Linked DNA regions of Homo sapiens: region 1 is linked to region 2. Evidence: chromatin contacts called from ENCODE Hi-C or POLR2A ChIA-PET data. All regions are on one chromosome and are shown on one strand. Each heading gives the region's core, a stretch centred on a gene start or an enhancer-like site at or near the end of the contact. The rest is flanking DNA. Distances are from core to core; before and after follow the strand shown. Region 1 overlaps PPP2R2D (protein phosphatase 2 regulatory subunit Bdelta). Region 2 has its middle 11 kb from the start of PPP2R2D.

Evidence for each region. Hi-C counts contacts between places; a loop is a spot of excess contacts on that map. ChIA-PET counts read pairs that join two places held with the same protein, here RNA polymerase II (POLR2A). Pooled maps may share reads with other maps.
Region 1: a loop to region 2 is called in a map of K562, with 3 times the contacts of the local background. The contact joins two enhancer-like sites. A Hi-C loop is called at or near these places in 4 of 168 maps with a recorded cell type or tissue (CD8-positive, alpha-beta T cell, K562 and adrenal gland) and 9 of 50 pooled maps. POLR2A ChIA-PET finds 5 or more read pairs at or near these places in 5 of 52 experiments (K562, MCF 10A, Panc1 and 2 more).

The regions. Positions count from the first base shown.
Region 1 is chr10:131,922,606-131,930,129 of GRCh38, forward strand. All of the region lies in intron 2 of PPP2R2D (protein phosphatase 2 regulatory subunit Bdelta), which reads left to right. Among named protein-coding and RNA genes, the nearest start is that of PPP2R2D, 25 kb to the left of the region's middle. Within about 2 kb of position 6,011, at least 6 of the 41 ENCODE cell types and tissues checked have a DNase peak (open chromatin) inside an H3K27ac peak, as active enhancers do.
Region 2 is chr10:131,886,225-131,893,081 of GRCh38, forward strand. It overlaps the pseudogene LOC100134362. Among named protein-coding and RNA genes, the nearest start is that of PPP2R2D, 11 kb to the right of the region's middle. Within about 2 kb of position 2,052, at least 2 of the 41 ENCODE cell types and tissues checked have a DNase peak (open chromatin) inside an H3K27ac peak, as active enhancers do.

The sequences.
Region 1 (7,524 bases), core at 4,761-7,260, 40 kb after region 2:
CCACACTTGGATAATTTTTTATATTTTTAGTAGAGTTTCTCTATGTTGGCCAGGCTGGTCTTGAACTCCTGACCTCGTGATCCGCCTGCCTCGGCCTCTCAAAGTGCTGGGATTACAGGCATGAGCTACTGCGCCCGGCCATTATCTGTCAATTTTTTTCTTAAAAAAAATTGGAAAGTAGCCAAAAAGAAAACAAAGTCCCTTTAGGTTTAAATAGGAAAATGAATTTAGTAATTTGTGGAAAACAAATTTATATCAGATTTTTGTTTGTTGGTTATTTTTAAAACTTGGAATAATTTAGTCTACTTTTAGAGTGTATTTGAGAATGGTTGCAAGTTGTGAGGCCCTTTTAGTGACTTGATCCATTTGTTTTTATGGGGTAGTTTTACTTACAACAGCTTTTGAGCTGTAATTCATTGAGCACAGAGCTCATCCTTTGTGAAGTGTGCGGGTGAATATTCAGTTTTGTGGCCATCTGAATTGGATAATTCTAGAACCTTTCCATCACCCCTAAAAGAAACCCACTAGCAGTCCCTCCCATTCCCTCCACCCTCTGCCCTCTGGTAACCACTGATTACTTTGTTTCTGTGGATTTGCCTGTTCACGTGTCATGTAAATGGAGTCATGGCCCACGTGTCCCTCTGCTCCCCGGCTGCTTCTCCCCAGCGTGATGCCGGTCAAGGCATATCCTGCAGCATGCGTCAGTCCTCCCTCCTTTCCTGGTCAAACAGTTTTCCATTTTTGTTTATCCGTTAGTTGATGGGTTGTTCCTAGTTTTTGGCTCTTTCAAATGCACCTGTGGACATTCTTGTACATGTTTTTGTATAGACATGTGTTTTCTGTGCTCTTGGGTATATTCCTGGGAATGGAGCTTGGTCATATGGCAACTGTGTTTAATGTATTTGTGGAACTGCCAAACAGTTTCCCAAGGTGGCTGCAACATTTTGTAATCCCGCCGTCAATGTATGAACAGTTTTTCTTCACCTACGCTTGTTATTGTCTGTCTAATTTTAGCCATCCTAATAGTTGTGAACTGGTATCTGGTGGTTTTGATTTGTATTTCCCTAGTGATTAATGGTGTTGAGCATTTCCTGTGCTTATTTGGACATTTATATATATATATTTTTGGAAAATTACATTTTCAATTGGCTTGTCTTTTTATTTTATTTATTTTAGAGACAGGGTCTTGCTCTGTCACCCAGGCTAGAGTGCAGTGGTGCTGTCATAGCTCACTGTTAACTCCTGGGCTCAAGCGATTCTCCTGCCTCAGCCTCCCAAGTAGCTGGGACTGCAGATACACACCACCACAGCCGGCTAACTTTTAAAAAATTTTTGATAGAGATTGGGTCTTGCTGTGTTGCCCAGGCTGGTCTTGAATTCCTGGGGTTACAGTGTTAGCCACCGTGCCCGGGCCTTTCTTTTTATTGTTGTAAGAGTTCTTCAGGTATTCTGGATACAAGTCCCTTATCAGATACATAATTTGCAAACAATTCCTCCCATTCCATGAGTTGTGTTTTCAGTCTCTTGATGGTGTCCTTAGATGCACAAGAATTTTTAATTTTGATGGTGTCCACCTTATTTTTTTCTTTCAGAAGTTTGTGCTTTTGGTATTATATGTAAGAGACCACTGTCTAATCCAAGATTGTGAAGATTTATTCATTTAGCTCTTACATTTAGGTCTCTGATCCATGTTTATATATAATTATATATAGAATTTATGTGCAGTTAATTACATTTATATATAATTTTTATATGTGGTGTTAAGGGTTCAGCTTTTTTCTTTTGCATGTGGATATTTAGATGTCCTGGCATCATTGTTGAAATAGTATTCTTTTACCATTAATTGTCCTGGTACACTTGTTGAAAATCAGTTGACCGTAAGTGTCCTTCTAGACTCTGACCTCTGATCCATTGGTCTATATGTCTGTCCTCATGCCAATACCATACTGTCTTGGTTACTATAGCTTTATGGTAAGGTTTGAAATCAGGAAGTGTCAGTCTTCCTCCTCTGCTCTTTTTAAAGATCATTTTGGCTATTCTGAGTCCCTTGCACTTCCATATGATTCTAGAATTAGTTTGGCAATTTTTGCAAAAAAAAAAAAAGGCAGCTGGGATTTTCATAGGGTTAATACCTTGACTATTGTAGAACACTTTGGAGATACTTTCTTAAGTTTTCCAATCGTGACACAGGATAACTTTCTGTATATTCAGGTCTTTAATTTTTTTTTTTACAATATTTTGCAGTTTTCAATGTACAAATCTTGTCATTCTTTGATTAAATTTATTCCTAAGTATTTATTCTTTTTGATGATATTGTAAACAGAGTTGTTTTCTTGCTTTTATTTCTGAATTTTTCATTGCTAGGTGTAGAAATGCAGTTGACTTTATTGGCCTTGCATCCTGTGTCCTTGCTGAACCTGTTTATTATCTCTGATAGGTTTTGTGTTTGTGGATTCCTTAGGATTTCCTGTATACAATATAATGCCATCTGTGAATAGAGATATGTTACTCCTTTTTAATCTGGATGCCTTTTATTTATTTTCTTTGCTTAACTGCCCCAGCTAGAATTTCCAGTAGAATGTTTACTAGAAGTTAGCAAATCAAACATCCTTGTCTTGTTCCTGCTTTTAGGGGAAAAGCCTTCAGACTCATCATGAAGTGTGATGTTAGCTGTGGTTTTTTAGGTACTCTTTGTCAAGTTGAGGAAGTTGCATTTTATTCTTAGTTGGTTGAGTGTTTTTATCATGAAAAGGTGTTGGATTTGTTAAATGCTTTATCTGCATTTATTGAGATGACCATGTGGTCTTTGTCCTTTAATGTTATTAGTATGGTGTATTACATTGATTTGTTTTTGTATGTTAAACCAACCTTGCATTCCTAGGATATGGTATACTTCTCATATTTCAAAAATATTGTTTGTTCCTGTAGCAGAGAAATTTTTAGTTCTTTCTGACTTCTGTATTTTAGAATAATTTGCCACAAACTTTTTTTTAGTGCTTAAGTGACTAGAAAGTAGTATGCAGAATTTTCTATTTTGTCACATTTTATCCAGTCTAGTCATAATGATGCAAGATTTTTTTTGCTCCTTAGTTCAGCTAAATTCAGCTTCTTGTCTTGCAACCAGGAAAAATTAGGCATGCGGATACATTGAAGGGTGAGGAGGCAGAATTTATTAAGCAAAAGGAAAGCTCTCAGCAAAGATAGGGATTCTCCAAGCAGGTTTCCCCCTCACAAATTGAATACGAGGCCACCACGCAGAGGTTGAAGAAGCCAGGCCCCTCCCCAGCATAAGGTGCATATTCCTAGTGGCTCCGCCCCGTTTTTCAGCGCACACACAGGCCCTTAGTCTGAGCCACTCCATGTTGATTTATTTCCCTTACTGGGCATGTGTTAAGGGACGGGATTTTTCAATGTGGGCATGTTTAGGCGACTTCCCCCACCCCATGCACAATGACCTGGGCGGGGCAGAGATTCCCTTGGGACCTTTCCCTGTTTGCCTGTGTATTGCATTTGGCTGTCTCCTGCCTCTATCAGTAATTCGGATAAACTCAATTTTGGATGCTTTTAGATTATAGTGTCTCTAGAGTCTTACTGGGTCTCGGACATAAATAGTTTTCCATTTTTTTAATATATGGTAGAGGCTTATAATTCACTTCTATTAGTTTATGTCTGGTTTTTGAACAGAATGGACTTTTTGCCTTTGGGTGAGCTTCTTTGAAAAGACACAGAAACGTGTGTATATGTGTGTGCGTGTGCATCTGTGTCTGCTTGTAGAAAATTTCTTACTTCCAGCTGAGCGCAGTGGCTCACGCGTGTAATTCAGTACTCTGGGAGGCTGAGGCAGGAGGATCGCTTGAGCCCAGGAGTTCGTGACCAGCCTGGACAACATAGTGAGACCCTGGCTCCACAAAACATTAAAAAAGGTAGACAATTTCCCACTTTTCTTGTCTGTCAGTTTGTCGTATCCAGAGTGCCCTGTTGCTGAGCTCACCGCCTGGCAGCCTCGGTAAACTCTGCCTCCTTGGAGGGCAGCTCTACTCCTCTTTCTGCATATGTACTAAATTCTTCTCAGAGAAGTTTTATGTGAAGGAGTTGTGATTTCCAAAAACTCTCTGGCTGGATGTGTTTTTTGACTGTTGTGTGTCATCGTTTGAGTCCCTGCAGTATGCACACAGCTCTGCCAGGTGCCGCAGAGCAGGAAACAAATGGCCTTGCCCGGCACCTTGCCTCTGCCCAGCGTGTAGAGGAGAGAAGTGATTGGGTGGGTAATGGTAGGAAACGAACTCGTTGCCAGAGTAGGGGTGCGTTGAAATGGGTGAACTTGCCGAGTCAGGGTAGCAGAGCGCTGGCTACAGCGAGTTCATGAAGGACTGGGAGGAGAGGGTGTGGTGACCACGAGTCCAAAGAGCTGCCTAGCTTGGGTCATCCCGCTCCAGGTGGTCTCTGCTGGAAGCAGTGGCTTCTTCCACTGCAGGGGGTGTCTTTGACGGGGAGATTATGGCTGTTCTCTTTTGGGTTCTTCTGTTTTTCATGAAATAAGCAGATTCATTAATGGGAAGTGGGGTGAGTGGCTGGGGTGCTGGAAGTTTGAGGGGAGAGGAGAGGTGTGAGACAGTCATTTTGAGGAGGGAGGAGCCGTGGTCTGGGAGCATCAAATGAAGGAAGGAGAAACTCTCCCCCCGGGGAGTGGGGTGTGAGACAACAGAGAGCCCCCATGGAGAGGGCCTGGGAGAAGCTGCTGTCAGGGATTGCAAGTTTCAGACTAAGAGGATGAATGGAGCCTTCAGAGAGGGCGGGTGCGCGGGTCGGACGGGTGCGCGGGTTGGAGTACAGGAGGCCCAGAGCTTGGCGGCGGTGAGAGTCCGAGTGAAGACGGATAGCTGCTTGGGCCTGAAGTCAGCGGGATGATGTTTGCTGCAGAATGGAATACCTGCAGAGGGCACAGGTCCCAGATATGCAGTACTGACTGTCGCCCAGCAAAGACCCCCAGTAAATACCCAGCCCCACTAGGAGCACGTTGCCAGGACGCCAGGCCCTCCCTCCCTCCGGGGCAGCTCCTACCCCAGCTGGCATCGCACATCGGACACCCCGTTCTTGAATGTGGTATAAGTGGAATTGCACCCTAAGTCCTCTGCAGTGTTTGGCTTTCTGTAACTAACCTGGGGTGTTACGCGATGGTCATTTGTTTTCATTGCTGTGTGATGTTCTGTTGTATGAATATGCCACAGTTTATGCATCTTTTCTACTCTTGACGGACATTTGAGTTGATTCTTTTGTGAACGTGCTGTGAACATTCTCGTAAGTGGTTCAGTGATGCACATATGTAGTTCTGGGGGCTGTGTGTCTGGAGTGGAGTTTCTGGGTCACGGGATATGCATGTTTCACCTTAGTGGATATTGTCCGATGGTTTTCAGAGTTGCTGTACCCATGTTTGCTCCAGGAGCTGTCTACGAGAGCTGCCGTGGATACCTGGAAAAGTCAGTCTCATTTCAGCTGGTGTGTGAGTGTGACATTGCAGGGTGGCTTGTACTGACCCTTCCCTGACAGCTAGGGAGGGTGGACACCAGTTCATCTGCCTACTAGCCTAGGGTCCGATTTGCTAGTGCCTCCGGTAGGGCGCTAGTTTTCCTTATAACCACCTCCTGGGCTGCTAGGCCACCTCAGTTCCTGGTGGCCAGGTGGAGACCATCAGGAAGGGGCAGTGGCCTCGCGAGCAGCACCTGGTCTGTGGTTATGTGCCAGGAAGTGTGTTTAAATGACCCACTCCAGAACTAGCCGAAGAGGACCTGCGGGAAACTTTCACATCATGTCTGTCAGGGATCCCTTTTGTTTTGACAATGACTCAGTAATTTTAGGTGATGCGTTTTAAGTACTGTATCTTTTTTGGTAATAGACTGATTGTGGTACTTGGGTATTGACAGGGTTTTTTCAGGCTGGTAATGTTATCTTTATGCTTTTCAAGAGCTTCCTCCCGCTGCTTTCTGGACATTGGGCTCTGAGGCTTAGGAGAGGAAATGGGGGAACCCCTTGAAGGCTGCGGCAACCCTCCAGCAGAGGTGGTGGGTGCCGTGGGCGGAGGCTGGCGGCAGTGAAGATCCAGAGAAGTAGAGAAGTGAAATAGTCACATTTTTATTTTGTTTTGAAAAACCTAGTGGGTTTTCAAAAACTATTAAGTTAGGAAAAGTCTCAGGATATGAGCCATGCAGCCAGCAGGCCTCCAAATGGCCGTCCAGGCAGGGGAGACGGGTCAGACGGGTCAGGAGACATTGTCTCTCGGGACAAGAAGAGCTGAGAGCTGATCTGATGCATTCATATTTGACATACCAGTTAAAGGAAGTAGTTAGAAATGATGTACGTATAAAAGAAAAGTAGAATAATAATACAACAGGCGCCTCTGTCCTCAACCCCAGAACTCACGCCTGGAGTTGTTTGTCTGCCTTCGTTGTGTTTCTCTCCAGATGCAGTTTCTGGATCTCCTGAAGGCTGATGACCCCAGACGGCCTTGTCATTGCCCCCTGTACTACCTCGGAAATCTTGGTTTCAGGCACCCCCTTGGATTTCTGTCTCCTGTGCTTCCCGCAGAGTGGCCCTGCTCAGGCGCCCCCTCCTGATCCTCTGAGCCTCTGCCTCCTCCCAGCCACTGGGCAGGCTGGAAATGTTATCATGGGAATGGGCAGGCTGGAAATGCCATCGTGGGAACTGTGCTGGGTGGTCTGGTGTTGCCCTTAGTGTTTCGTTCACTAAAGCGTAAGCCGTGTGAAGACGGGCTTTGTGTTGTCTTGAGGCCACCCACGCAGTGCTTGGTTTAGAGCCACTCAGATGTAGGAGCAGCTTAAAAAGATAAGCTGCTGGCCTCAGGTGTGAAGTGGGCGTGGATACTGGGAGGCAGGCCTGCATTTCTCAAGACTCGTCACTCTTCTCTCTTCTGAGGGGACTTCCGCCATAGGCTCTCCACATCGCCCGTGTCCTCTCTTTCACTCCTAGCAGGTGACCCTCCCTCATGCCTCGTGGAAACAGTGCAGCCTGAGGGGCTGTGCTCTGCCCGCCACACCTGCCCGCTCCATTCTCACAGCAGCTCCCGGCTGTGCTCCGTGCCTCCCTCCCCGCCACCACCGGCAGCTGACTCTCCCTGGGGCACATGGTCCTGACTTCTAGGGCATGTTTTACAGATCCCACTGACTCCGTTTCCCCTTCCCCATCCACAGCTCCTTAGTCTGCTTCCTCATAGCACCCGAATGTCCTTTAAACCTGGGACCTCATTCCTCGTCACCTGCCCCTCCTCTCTTGCCACCTGAGGCCGCCCCGGTTGTAACTCCTGTGCTGGGACTGCTCACTTTTCATTCCGTGGTTTCGAACCGTCAGTGCCAACCTCCTGTATGGCAACCGATGATTCCGCCTTTTACTGATACCACCTTCAGCCCACGTGTATCCCCACTCCCCACAAAAAAAGAGGTTGAAAGAGATCTATTGCAAGTTTTTGTTACATAGTATTCCGTTAACAGGTAAATATTGTGTATTACTGAA
Region 2 (6,857 bases), core at 802-3,301:
TTATAACGCCTTTTGTTTGAATGTATTGACAGAAGACTCAGTACCGGACCCCTGAGAATGAGTCACCCCTCTTAATGGTGTACTGCCCTGTCAGTGGCACGTCTCAGGAGGTGACCCACTCGGCAGACAGCAAAGTGCTGAGTGCCATGATGGTTTCCCAGGGAGAAGGCGGATCCGAGCCGGTGGCGGGAGAAGGGAAGAGACAAAGGCCCACGCTGCGTCTTCTGGGAGTGGAGGAGCCTTTCTTTCTGGAGCAAGCAGAAAGTCATCTTATCAGTCAACTTGGCACTTCCTCCCATGAGAACGTGAGAAGATTCACATGGTTAAGGGGACTTTGATGTACAGAGATCTTGTTTCACTGCACAGGATTTTTAAGTTACTCAGATAAATGGGGGAAGACTTGACACTTATTGTGCATAATTTGAATTCAAATAGGCTCCCAGTGAAGGGAAATTACCAGACACTTCGAACAGAGTCTATGCCTTCCGTTCTGTGCCTTCTGCTGATATTTAGGCTCAGAACTGCCTTAGAGCTGCCTGATTTGTATAATCTAGAGAACAAAACCATGTTTTGGAATATCATAAAGCTGATATTTTTATTTTTGAAATGAAGTTATCCCCACCTGTGAATTATTTCTAAAACAAAAAAAAAAACAAAAACAAAACCTCTTAGGCTGGGCGTCATGGCTCACGCCTGTAATCCCAGTACTTTGGAAGGCCGAGGTGGGCAGATCTCTTGAGGGCAGGAGTTTAAGCCCAGCCTGGGCAACATGGTGAGACCCATCTCTACTAACAAGACAAAAATTAGCCGGGTGTGGTGGCACACACCTGTAATCCCAGCTATTCGGGAGGCTGAGACACATGAATCGCTTGAGCCTGGGTGGCAGAGGTTGCAGTGAGCCAAGATCATGCCACTGCTCTCCAGCCTGGGCAACAGGGCCAGACTCTGTCTCAAAAATAAATAAATAAATAAAATGGATCATAGACCTGACTGCTTCTTGGCCTTTCAGCTATAATAAGTGTAAAATAGATCATAGACCTGTATGTGAAATGCAAAACAATAAAACTCCCCCAAGATTACATAGAAGAATATTTTAGTGACTTTTGATTTGGAGACGAGTTTTTAGATACAACACCAAAGGCATAAGCCATAAAAGAAAAATATGATAAGTTGGACTTCATTAAAATTAAATATTTCTGCTCCATGAAAGACATTGTTAAGAGAATGAAAAGATAAGCCACATACTGGAAAAGAACTGGCAAAACACATACCTTATAAAAGATTGTATCCAAAATATACAAAGAACTCTTAAAATGTAACCGTAAGAACACAAACAACCCAATTTTGAAATGGGCAACAGATCTGAACCTCACAAATGAAGATATACACATGGCAAATAAACATATGAAAAGATACTCAGCATCATACATAATTAAGTAATTGAAAATCAAAACAACAGGCCGGGTGCTGTGGCTCACACCTGTAATCCCAGCACTTTGGGAAGCCAAGGCGGGTGGATCACTTGAGGCCAGGAGTTCGAGATCAGCCTGGCCAACATGGTGTAACTCCATCTCCACTAAAAATACAAAAATTAGCTGTGCGTGGTGGCCTCCCACCTGTAATCCCAGCTACTTGGGAGGCTGAGGCAGGAGAATCACTTGAACCCCGGAGGTGGAGGTTGCAGTGGGCCAAGATCATGCCACTGCACTCCAACCTGGGAAACAGAGCAATACTCTGTCTCAAAAAAATAAAATAAAATAAAACAACAATGAGATACCACTGCATGCCTATTAGAATGGCTAAACTTTAAATTTGACAATATCAAATGTTAGTAAGGATGAAGAGCAACAGGAACTCTCATTAATTGCTGGTGGGGATGTAAAATAGTGCAGCCAATTTGAAAGACAGTTTGTCAGTTTCTTACAATGCTAAACACACTCTTACCATAGGATCCAGCACCCACACCCCTAGGAATTATTCCAGATGAGTTGGAAACATGTCCATGCAAAAACCTGAAATGAATGTTTATAGCAACTTCACTTACAATTGCCAAAAGTCGAAATTACGAAGGTGTCCTCCAAAAGGTGAATGGATCAAAAAACCGTGGTGCGTCATACAGTGGGATACTATTCAACAATAGAAACAATGAGTCATCAAGCTGTGAAAAGACCTGGAGGAGTCTTCAACGTCTATTACTAATTAAAAGAAGCCAATCTGGAATGGCCACAGGCTATATGAAGCCAACTACATGACATTCCAGGCAAAACTATAAAGACAATACAAAGAGCAATGGTTGCCAGGGGTTGTTGGGGGCAGGGAGGGACGAATGGGTGGAGCACAGGCTATTTTTAGGACAGTAAAATGATTTTTTTTTTTTGAGACAGGGTTTCATTCTGTCATCCAGGCTGGAGCACAGTAATGCAGTCATGGCTCACTGCAGCTTTGACCTCCCAGGCTCAAGCAATCCTCCCACCTCAGCCTCCTGGGTAGCTAAGAGGCTCAAGCAATCCTCCCACCTCAGCCTCCTGGGTAGCTAAGAGGCTCAAGCAATCCTCCCGCCTCAGCCTCCTGGGTAGCTAAGACTACAGGTGCATACCACCATGCCTAGCTAAGTTTTCCTTTCTTATGCTGCCCAGGCTGGTCTCAAACTCCTGGGATCAAGCAATCCTCCTGCCTCAGCCTCCCAAAGTGCTGGGATTACAGGTGTGAACCACCATGCTCAGCCATGAAACGGTTTTATATGATACTATAATGGTGAATACATGACATGATGCATTTGTGAAAACTCATGAAACTATACAACACAAAGAGTGGCCGCTTATGTGCACTATGAACTTTAGTTAATAACAAGATATCAATAATAGCAGTTCATCAATTGTAGTTAATGTCAATAATTACTAGTTACACTAGTACAAAACATGACTAATAGCAGAATTTGTATCTGTGTGTGGAGGAAGGGGGTATATGGAAACTCTCTGTACCATCTGCTCAATTTCTGTAAACCTAAAGCTTCTCTAGAAAATAAAGTCCATTAATTTTAAAAAGCAATTAGGAGCCGGACATGGTGGCGTACACCTGTAGTCCGAGCTATTTGGGAGGCTGAGGGAGGATGATAACTTGAGGCCAGGAGTTCAAAGCTGCAGTAAGCTATGATCATCCCACTGCACTTCAGCCAGGGTGACAGAGCAAGACTCCTTCTCTAAAACAAAATAAAAATAATTATTTGAAAAATTAAAAAACAATTAGGGTATCATCTTGGTTTAAAAAATGTCAACAACCTTTACCCTAGATTTACACTAGTATATTCACAATTCTGAGATCCACGTGCGGGTTCCCTTGCCTGGAGTAACTAAAATCCCAGACATGCTCTAAGATCCTGTCAACTCCGTCTTGGGAAAAGCACCATCTGCTCAGAAGCCATCACTGCCTTCTCCTTTGTTTGAGGCCACATGAGTAAATCTCTGACGGTGGGATGATTGTACCTCAAGGCTCACATACGCATGGAGGTGGGTGAAACGCAGGTCTTTCCCATTCTTTCTGCAGCCGTCCATGGGGTCATTGTGCCCCTGCATCACTCCCGCGCTCACTGCCGGGCCCAGGACACTGGGGGAGGCCTTAGGGAGCAGGTGCTGAAGTGGCCTCCCCACTGAACAAAGCTAGTGTGCTGGTGAGACACACACCCAGGGGGTTTGTCTTTCTCAGTCTGCAAACATCAGGCAACAAGCATGGCACCATTCTACAACTGGGTTCAGGGTTCATATTAGGCCCGAGCTCTGTCAAATCTGTATAAACACACTGGTTTGGGGTCCCCGTCCCTCTTTCTCTCTGTTGGTCTCTCACAGGGGAGGGCTCTGGCTCTCCGTTAGCAGGCGTCCACACTGGCGTCTCTCAGACCCACATCTACCCTCCCAGCCCTCTGCCAACACCCTTCTTCACCCTCAGGTGGGGGCCCCTCATGGTGACCACAAGACCTCTTCAGGGCCTACACACTCACACACATACACAGAGACACACAGAGACAGACACACGTAGCGACAGAGACACAGACAGAGATACAGAGACAGACACACACACAGACACAGACACACAGAGACAGATACACACAGAGACAGACACACACAGAGATAGACACAGACAGAGATATACACAGAGACACACAAACAGAGACAGACACACACAGACACACACACACAGACACAGACACACAGAGATAGATACACACTGAGACAGACACACACAGAGATATACACACAGACACACACACAGACAGAGACAGAGACACACAGAGACACACACAGAGACAGAGACACAGAGACATACACACAGACACACACACAGACAGACACACAGAGACACACACACAGAGACACAGACACACAGAGACACACACACAGACACAGACACACAGACAGACACACACAGAGACACACGCACAGGGATATACACAGAGATGGACACACAGAGACACACAGAGACAGAGACGCAGAGACAGACACACAGAGATACACACACAGAGATATACAGAGACACACACACACAGACACAGAGACATACAGACACACACACAAACAGAGACACACACAGTAGACACACAGAGACACACTCACAGAGATAGACACACACGGAGACAGATACACTCACAGAGGCGCACGCCCCAACAGGGACACATATGGACACAGACACACACAGGCAGGCTGAGTTCAGTCCTCACCCACATAGGGGAGCAGGAGCTTCTCCACGCCCTTCGGGGACACTCTGGGGCAACCTGGTGCCCTGCAGCTGCGTCCCCTTCCTGAGGAGGGCCCGGGGCCTCTGCTGAGGCCACTGCTCCAAGGCTCCTAAAGTGGCTGCTTGGCCCCCAGCCCCCACATTCTCCAACTTCCCTGGGGACGCATATTCATTCTCTGTGGCTGCTCTACCTAGTGACCAAAATTTAGTGGCTTAAAACAGCACAAATGTCCTCGTAAGATTCTGCAGGTCAGAAATCTCAAAGCAGCCTCACAGGGCTGAAATCAGGGCTGGTGCCCTCTGGAGGATCCAGGGGAGTCGCCAGCCCTTGCCTCTCCCACCGTGAGGCCGCCTGCCTCCTCGCGGTGGCCAGCCCGCCAGCCTCTGCTTGAGTCACCTCTCCTCCCTCTCCAGCCCTCCTGCCCACTCTGTGACTCCCCCTGGCCACCGCGTCTCCCAGGATCCTCTCCGTCTCAGGATCCTTCACTCAATCACATCAGCACAGTCCCTGTGCTCCAGAGGCTGCTGTCACAGGTCCTAGGGATTGGGACGTGGACGTCCTTGGGGGGCCGTTCTCCAGCCGACCACAGGTGCCAGTGTACCCAGCCCGGCGGGGGGGGGGCCGCTTGTGGCAGACTGGCTCCTCCTCCGAGGCCCCCCTCTAGCTGTCCTCTCAGACATCTGCTCAGACATCCAACCCAGAGACTCAGGGACAGAGAGCTGGCACACAGGGCAAGGAGCCTTCCACATTTTTCTGTCTTACACCTGTACTTCGGCTCGTTATCTTAAACTGAACAGTGAAGGCTTTGAGAGTGTGTCCCCTGGTTCCGTGCGAAGGGCCACGCCCAGAAGAAAAGGAGCTGCTCCACCCAATGGGAGGAGTCCGGGGAAAGAAAAGGGGACAGGGTTCGGTTCCCCACAATTCTACTCCCCTCCAGCTATCTGGGAAAGGACCTCAGGAATGCATGCCTCTGCCTCTGCCATTGCAAGGTGAGGTCCAAGGGCCATGCCGCCAGGCACTCTGGGCTTAACCTTCTGCATAGAAGACAAGAACACCAAACTCCAGGAAGGTGGGATTCCTTCCTGGTGGCTGGGCTTGGAGGGAAGCTGGGAACCAGAGAGAGGGCCTCGGTAGAAACTGCCGGGAGGCTGCTCCAAGGGCAACTGGGAGAAATCCGAGGGGAGCAGAGCCTACAGCAGCCACGCATGTGGAGAAGAAGACAGGAAATCCTTGAAAGAGAGAGCTATTGGGAGGAAGGGCTAAGGAGTTCACATGACGTGCTCCCCTGGCCAATCTGCAAAGGTCAAGGATGGGGCGTCAGGAGCGGCCCCTCCAGCCACGGCACAGGATCCACTGTGTGTTCCCCGCAGCACCGGCGAAGCAATCAGCCACAGCAGCTGCGTGGAAAATCCTGCCCCACCACCATCCTCTTGTCCCCACGCACGACGATCCCGGGAGGCAGTGACCAGAGGGTTCAGTTTCCAGGTCACTGCATGAGGGTGTCCTTCTTGCCAGGCAGAGCCAGTGCTGAGGCTCCCCTGCAGCCTCCCCACGCCATGGACGGTGGAGTCGGAAGCATAAAAGCCCCAGGACTGCGCCGTGTTTAATAACATCCAGACTCGAGGTCACAAGCCCCAGCCTCAAGGTTAGAACTTACCTTAAACTGGACTTCGATTCTTGGTGATTGTGAAGCCTTAAGCAAATTATCGAATCCCTCTATGCCCCAGTTTCATCATCTGAAAAAGCAGGATGACAATACTCAGCTCGTAGAGCTTTGTAAGCGCTGAATGAGGAGCAGGTGAAGTGCTCAGTGCCATTCTGGACACTTGGGCTGTGTCCAGGGTGCCGCTAAGAGCACAGTCGACCCCTCTTCATACCTGCACCTGCCAGCAGCTCACAAGGTGGCCCCTGCTGAATAAAAGCAGGGGCAATTAGTAGTGGACTGCTCATACACGGCTATGGTGTCAGCATGTCAACGTGAATCAATGACTGAACAAGACACCGAGGCTCAAGGACAGCAGGGGACAGCAAGATGAGTGAGTCTATGAAAGCCCGCGTATTTCTGCATGTACACGTACTTGCTTTCTTTCCCTGCTGTAACACATTACCGCAATCTTAACGGCTTACA